Linked DNA regions of Homo sapiens: region 1 is linked to region 2. Evidence: read pairs that join two places in POLR2A ChIA-PET (ENCODE). Cell type or tissue: MCF 10A. All regions are shown on one strand.

Evidence for each region. Peaks named below come from ENCODE experiments on the same cell type or tissue, not always from the same donor. Only the 100,000 strongest peaks of a DNase experiment are listed, where the experiment ranks them.
Region 1: POLR2A ChIA-PET joins it to region 2 with 5 read pairs; 7 of 35 experiments call an interaction of 5 or more read pairs at or near these places.

The regions. Positions count from the first base shown.
Region 1 is chr2:43,177,249-43,181,248 of GRCh38, reverse strand. No RefSeq gene overlaps it. Among named protein-coding and RNA genes, the nearest start is that of ZFP36L2, 47 kb to the left of the region's middle. RefSeq lists enhancers at 788-1,313, 2,365-2,889, 2,890-3,416 and a cis regulatory region at 1,768-2,624. In MCF 10A, no CTCF peak of the experiment used is centred here; DNase peaks (open chromatin) are centred at 148, 2,148 and 2,428.
Region 2 is chr2:43,073,633-43,077,632 of GRCh38, reverse strand. All of the region lies in intron 2 of LOC107985876, which reads left to right. It overlaps LOC124907756 (a long non-coding RNA gene), which reads right to left. Exons shown (of 2, transcript XR_007086299.1): 1 at 3,780-4,000. Among named protein-coding and RNA genes, the nearest start is that of LINC02580, 27 kb to the left of the region's middle. In MCF 10A, no CTCF peak of the experiment used is centred here; DNase peaks (open chromatin) are centred at 1,572 and 2,392.

The DNA.
Region 1 (4,000 bases), 100 kb before region 2:
TTCAGTTGCTGGTGTAAGCTTTAGGGATACCCTCTCTTGGGCCCGCTGGGAAATCTGATCCCATCGCACCCTTCACTCTCTGCAATACTCACTAACTATGCGTTGGGTGTGTATTGAATATTTGTCTCCGTTGCTAGATGATTCACTCTCCCAGGGCAGGGATTGGGTCTGTGTCGTTCACCATTGTACCTGCGGCACCCAGCGTAATGTCAGGCACAGAGCAGGTGCTCAGAGACATGTGCTGAATAAATGAGTGAGTGACAGAGGCTTGGGGAGGACCCATGGCTTGTGCTAGGGTCTCGCTGCCAGTGAGTGGAGGAGCCTAGATGTCACCCCAATCTCTTGGGCTCTCAAGTACACTCTGTTAGCTTCATGCAATATTGGCACCCTTGGGAGAACCAGGAAGGGAGAGGCTGAGGATCCAGACCCCAGGTGCTTAGACTCACCAGAAAGGATGCTGGAGCTAGAGTGGGGTGGGGGCAACCAAATGGAGTCAGATTAGGGGTACGGAGATTCTCAGGCACTCAGCACAAAAGCTGAGACAGGAGCTATTCAAGGCCATAGTGTGGCTTAGGGATGGAGCTGGGGTGGAGACAAGGGTGGGGGTGGGGGAGAGGGAGAGGACACCACAAATGGAACCCTGGCCTCACACCCAGGCCCCACACAAAGAGCTTGGCCTGTGCTGCCTCATCTACTACCCTGCCCACCATGCAAGGCAGGGATTAATATGTCCTGCTACAGACAAGGAAACGGAGCTTGAGAGAAAGAAAGTAGCTCGCTCAAAGTCTCCCAGCTAGTAAGTGTCAGGACCAGATTGGAATCTGGAGCCTGAGAAATCAGCTATTTGGAAAAATCAGTCCAGACAAGAAAATGGTAGGACAGAGCCCACCGTGGGTGAGAGGTGGTGACATGGCCACCCTCCCTCCATCATTTCACCCCTGCAGGCCCATCGTCTGTGGGGACATCTTTTTGAAATTCCAAAAGCTCTGGATGCAAACCCCAAAGCCTCTCTGAGTAAGTCCTCAGGTGGCCAGATCCTCCCAGGCTGGCGCCTACCTCCCTGGAGGATTTCCCCTGTACGGCTTCCATTTGAAAAGGAGCTTAGGGCCTCGGTACCGACCCCGCTGGGCCGTTCGATGCCCTGGCTCAGGGATGCAGAGTGGAGGAGCCTGGCCTGCTGGGGAGGGGGTGGGGGTGGGAGCAGGTGTGGGGTGGAGGAGGGGGCACTGGAAAATCCCTCTGAGCCTGGCCTTGGGTGTTGAGTTTATTTAATGTTACCTGTGGACCCCCCACCTTTTCCCCCATTTAACATCTCTTGTACGTAGCTTTTTAAAAAACTCACATCAGGCCGGGTGCGGTGGCTTACACCTCTAATCCCAGCACTTTGGGAGGCTGAGGCGGGTGGATCACCTGGGGTCAGGAGTTCGAGACGACCCTGGCCAACAAGGAGAAACCCTGTCTCTACTAAAAATATAAAAATTAGCTGGGCGTGGTGGTGTGTGAGGTGTGTGACTGTAGTCCCAGCTACTCAGGAGTCTGAGGCAGAAGAATCGCTTGAGCCCGGGAGGCAGAGGTTGCAGTAAGCCAAGATTGCCCCACTGCGCTCCAGCCTGGGCAACAGAACGAGACTCGGTCTCAAAAAACAAAATAAAACAAAAAAACCCCAAAAAACCTCACATCCTTTATGTAGCATTTTATAAATATGAACTCATCAATCCTCAGAACAACTTTATGATATAGATATTATTGTGCCCAAATTTTACAGGTAAAAAAGTTGAAGCAGAAGGTCAGGGACTTGCCCAAGGTCATCAGCAGTCAGTGGCCGAGGTGGAGCTTGAACCCAGGCAGCTGGCCTCTGGACGCTATGCTCCGAAATCCCTCCTCTCTTTGGAGACAGAAGCCTCTGAAAGTCTTGCTCCCCAGCCAGGCCGCTGAGGGCCTCAGAGATAACCGTTCCTTTCTTTTCACACAGGCCCAGAATTTGTTTACCTTGAGTGGGCAAGTAGCCGCCCCAAACAAAGGGGATGCGAGTGGAGATAACTCAATCGTTCAGGGCCTGGCCAGGCAGTTGGGAGGGCCAGGATTGAGCCCAGCCAGCCTGGGGGCCAGGCTTGAGAAACTGCTGGGACCTGGCTGCCGGCTGTTTGTTGCAAAACAATGAGTCAGCCCCGGAGGAAGGGGAGCAGGGGTGCTGGGGAATCGGGTGGAGAGGCCTCTCCTCCCTCAGCCCTGACTCCAGCTTTTCCCATGGTGGGTTCTGCCCACCCCCACCCTCCCAGACCTTGGTCTTCAGAAGGCTCAACCAATTTCCTTTTTTGTTGTTTGGCTGTGATAGGAAAAGTATTGAAAAATAGAAAGTGCCCTAGACAAGAAAACACTCTGAAAGCTGAAACGTGAAACCTGGCAGCCTGGGCCAACGCCCCAGCGGGAGGTGGCCAGCGAACCAGGCTTCTATCCCTGGGCTCCCTCCCAGGCAGGCACCAGCCCATGAAGGCACTGCAGCCCTGTCAGTAGAGCTGAGAACTTGGAGGTTCAGGGATGAGTGGTGACCGGTTCAAGGTCGCATGGCTGGTGCTATGGCCCGGGAGGGTGGGCAGGTCTCAGGGACCAGGTCACTAGATAGGAAGAGGCTGGAAACACAGACTTCTTTAAAAACAAAACGTTAGCCTTGCCAAGGGACCATGCACTTCTATTCCCACATGGCACCAGAGCTCCTTGCCAGAGGTACACCAGGGTATGTGACAGTTCTCCACCCTGGCCTGCCCCAGTGAGCCAAAGCCACTCCTAACAGATCCCATCTGCCCACAGTGGGTGTCACGAGCCACTCCATTCCTCCTCTGGCCCTGCCTCCTCCACCTCCGGGCCCCTTCCTCTCACTTATCTAGTAAAGATAGTGCCTTCCCGTTGTTGAGAACAGGACAGAGGGAATTTGCTCATGATCACAGAGCAAATTTATTAATTCATTCATCAAAACCATGTTGGGCTGCTACAGAGCCTGACTCCAGAGAATAGTGAGAAGGGAGGGCACGGTCTCTTGGGGAGCCAGCTGTACACACAGATAACTGCTTTATCACAGCACATCGATCAAGACTTATCTGCCATGTGTGCAGTGGGACGCTGAGGGGCCTGACCCAGCCTGAGGGACAGAGAAGTCTTTCTGGAGGAGTCAGAAAGAGCTGGGTCTTAAGAACTGAGTATGAGTGCACCAGGGCCAGGGGGTGATGATATCCACAATCTCCCAGGCCCCCTGTCTTGGCCCTATCCACTGTTGGGTCTACAGAACCACTCAGTCCATAGAACTGAGCTCCCACAATGGTCCAGTGGTCCACAATGGGGGTGGTGTGGGTGTGGACACAAGGCAAGTATCACATGGTACCTGCCCTCAAAAAGCTTCCTGGGCCATTGGAGAAGACAAAACTATCATCCTTGCAATGTTGAGGAAACCCAACAAGTGTTGGGAGCTCCTCTGTGAACAGTTGTCCCTCCCTCTGTATCCTAGGGGTATTGTGGCGGGGGGATTGGTTCCAAGACTCCCATGGATATTGAAATCCACAGAAGCTCAAGTCCGTGATATAAAATGGCATAGTATTTACAAATAACCCACACCTAACTTCTTGCATACTTTATTTTTGGCTAAGCAGGCATGAATGACTCAGGTATACTTTAAATTATCTCTAGATTACTTATAATACCTAATACAATGTAAATGCTATGTATTTTTTTTTTTTTTCCTGTAGAGATAAGGTCTTGCTTTGTGGCCCCTGGCTGGAGTGCAGTGGCTTGATCATGGCTCACTGCAGCCTCGACCTCCCAGGTTCAAATGATCCTCCTACCTCAGCCTCTGGATTAGCTGAGACTACAGGGACACACCACCACGCCCAGCTCATTAAAAAAATTTTTTGTACAGCTACGATCTCTCTATGTTGCTCAGTCTGGTCTTGAACTTCCAGGCTCAAGCAATCCTCCTGCTTCAGCCTCCCAAAGTGTTGGGATTACAGGC
Region 2 (4,000 bases):
CTGTTCTTGACCTTCATACAAATGGTATCAAACAGTCTGTCTATGTCCAGCTTATTTTACTCAATATAATGCGTGGGAGATTCACCCATGCAGTTGTGTGTAGCAGATGCTTTTTGTTGTTGTGTTCTAATCACTGTGTAGTGTTCCATTATATGAGTATGCCACGATTTGTTTAGCTCCCCTGCTGATGGATATTTGGGTGTTCTAGTTTGAGGTACTATGAATAAAGCATTCATGTGCATACCTAGTCATGCACACATGCATTCATTTCTCTTGGGTGGACAAGTAGGAGTGGAATTCCTGGGAGGCTTGAGGTTTTTTTAACTTAAAAATTTATTTTGAGACAGAGTCTCTCTGCCTCCCAGGCTGGAGTGCAATGGCGTGATCTCAGTTAACTGCAACTTCTGCCTCCAGGGTTCAAACCATTCTCCTGCCTCAGCCTCCTGAGTAGCTGGGACTACAGGCATGCAGCACCATGCCTGGCTAATTTTTGTATTTTTAGTAGAGGCGGGGTTTCACCATGTTGGCCAGGCTGGTCTCAAACTCCTGACCTCAGGTGATCTGCCCACCTTGGCCTCCCAAAGTGCTGGGATTACAGGCGTGAGCTACCACGCCTGGCCAGGAGACTTGGAGTTTTAAGAGGTCAAGTCCGTCCTTCTCACTGGCCAGGCTTTGGGACATAATAGTGTTAATGAAATAGTTGTCCCCACCTCCCAGTGCCCTCCCCGTTCCAGGTGCAGCTTCTTGGGAAGGTCAGGTGCTCTTTCATACTGTTGGCTATAAGGAATGGAAAGACCCATCCTAGAGGGCTCATGCCTTTAAAGAGCCACTTGAGACCGGGCATGGTGGCTCACACCTATAATCCCAGCACTCTGAGAGGCCAAGGCAGGCAGATTGCTTGACTCCAAGAGTTCAAGACCAGTTTGGGCAACATGGTGAAACCCCATCTCTACAAAAAATACAAAAATTAGCAGGGTGTGGTGGCATATGCCTTAGTCCCAGCCACTCAGGAGGCTGAAGTGGGAGGATCGCTTAAGCCCGGAGGTGGAGGCTGCAGTAAGCCATGTTCACACCATTGCACTCAAGCGTGAGTGACAGAGTGAGACCCTGTCTCAAAACAGACAAAGAAAGAAACATAAAGAGCCACTTGAAGAGGCCTGAAATGCTACGGAGGGAGTTGCGGGCTCTTCTTCAAGGCCTGGTAGGAAGGTCAGGAAAGCATGGGGCCTGGGGCAGCAAGGCAGGAAGGATGCAATTGCACAAGGTGCTGGAGGCAACTGAAGCTCCAGGTTAGTGACCTGTCCAAAGCCACATGGCCAGTATGTGGCCAGCAGGGATGTCAACTCAGGTGAGTCTTCCTCTAGCCCAGAGTTCTTCTGACCACACAAAGACTGCCCTCTCTGTGGGGAGGAATGTAGAGATAGTCAGGGCTCAGCATTATGGACCTGCTGGGTGCTCTGCCCTGAGATCAGCCTCCAGGCAGTTCTTTCTTGGGATCTTCACCCCTGCCTGGCCACCAGCCATGCCTCTGGCCCAGTCCCCTCCCAGGGAGACATTTGCAGGCCTTGAATAGCCTGAGTCATGGCTGTGAGCTGGAGGAGAGAGAGAGAGAGACAGAGCCTGGGGGCTGGTATCATCCAAGACCCCATGCCAGGACCTTCCAGTGAGCCAGCCATGGATGAGTGGGGGCAGCACACAGAGAACATTCCTGGAAAACAATTTGCCTTTAGTAACCCTCTCAGGCTTTCTTGGCCATACCAACACATTTGGTCTCAGGTTGGCAAGGCCTGGGATGGCTGTGAGCATCTGGTGAGGCCTTAGTGGGTCAGGGGGAATGCTGCTTTGGCCTCCTGGGAACTGCCAACGGGCATCTCCACTGGAAGGTCCTGGATGGTACCTTCATGATGCAGTTCATGGTGTGAAGACTTCAGGCTGCAGAATTAGCGATTCACTGACTTTATTCCAGAGAGGGAGAGAGCCCAGATATATATGTATGCATGTAAGTGTGTATGTCTGAGTAATAATGTGTGTGTGGGTGCATGCATCTATGACTTAGACATTCATTCATTCATTCAATCATTCTGCAAATATTTACTGTTGCCTATTATGTGCCATGGGAGATTCCACAGTAAATAAAAGAGGCAAGGTCCCTGTCCTCAAAGGTGTTATTAGACCCAGAGCACACATCTCCATGTGATGCGTGTGTACATAAAGGAACATGTGGCTGCCTGTGTGTGTGTCTGAAGAGAGGTCTGAATATCTGAGTTTCTGAGTATGTGTGTGTCTAAACATATGAGTCTGAGCATGTGTGTGTGAAGGGGAGAGAATTACTCATCCACTTAGAAAGGCCTCTCCCAGAGCAGTTATATTTTCATAAATAAAAATAATCAGATAATGAGTTCATTTCCGATCTCAAGTTTGATGCCAACATTCCAGTGAAACAAGACTCGCTGGCGGGCTGGCTGCACTCTGTGTGGCTTGGATTAGCTGGGGAAAGTGCAGAGGCCAGACCTGCCACTTGCAGGCTGTAGGGAGTAGAGGAGGAAGAGAGGGTGGCCTACAACCAAAGGACTGACAGCATGTGTCTGGGGCTGAGTAGCCCCTCACCCTTACACAGGTATCAGCAGACAACACTCAGGAGTAAGTTCGGGCCTTATACCCCCAACAGCCTGTGTAAGGCCTGAACTTCCTCCATTCACTCCTTGGAACCAGTGATGGACAGAGTCTGTGCTGCTTTGTAAATGCAGATGGCCCCAGAAAAGATGGCCCACTGAGCTGCCATGAATCATGGAAGGCTCAGTGAATGACCCTTTCCCTGGGCACCCAGGCCAGAGCTCAGGGATGCCTGCTGGGAGAACAGTAGCAGGGTACAGAGAGAGGTTGTGACTAGATCCCCTAGGGGAGAGGGATAGAGGCCACAGGCAGACTACAGCCCCTGCTTCTGCTTGGATTGACATTCAAGGAGTCAAGTTAATGCCTCAGTTCGGCATTCATGGTCTTGGACAATGGTTTTCCCAAATGGATCTGGGCTCTCCTGGTCCACCTCCCCTCACCCATGCTCCTGCCAGACACAACCATCTTCTACTTGGCCCTCTCTGCCTTTGCTTAGGCTATTCCTTCTTGGAATGCTTTTCCCCAACTCTGCATGCCCAAATGGATCAGGTCTTGAAGATCCAAATGTGGCCCCCTTCATGCAGTCTTCCCTAATTCTGCCAGCTAGGAATGCTTTCTCACATTCAGTGGTGACCGCCTTTTAACAGTGTCCTCCTTTTCCTCCTGGACTCCAAGTTCCAAGAGGGCAGGATCTGTGCCTCCCTCAGCTGATTTTCCTCCACAAGTCCTAGCCAGCCTGAAGATGGGGCTGCTCCTGCAAGCTGGTCAGAAAGGTGAACGGAGCTGGAGTCAGTAGCAACTGTAGGTGGACCTGGGGGGAACCAGTCAAGGTTGTGCCTTGAGATATGCCCCTGCTCTGAATTTGAGACCTAATGCCAGACAGGAGTGCCCTGGAGTTAGATAGGGGCTTGGAAAAGGGCACTAAGGGGAGAGGGATGGGGAAAGGAGAGGGGCTTTTCCTAGGAGGCACGACTTGGACCCCAAAGCGAGACATCTGTGAGATGTCAGGGTACTACACTGGGGGGCTGGGGTGGAGGATTGTGGGGATAATCAATTCAGAGGCACAGGCTGATTTTCTGCAAGTAAGGAAGAGGAGTCCACAGAGGTTGTCTGTCCATCCATCCATCTGTCCATTCTTCCATCTGTCCATTTCACTATGTACTTACCTGTTCATGCATTCAACAAGCAGCATTGAGCCTCTCCTGTATGCCGAAGCCTTGTGGAGCTTTACATACATTATTTCATCTACTCACAACAGCTGCGTGAGGAACGTATCTCAGAGGAGGAGGCTGAGCCTCAGAGAAGTTGAAGGCAACGTTCAGGGTCACAGTCCAATGTCCACGCTGCTTCTCCAAAACCCGAGCTCTTCCCACGCCAGCAAAGAACA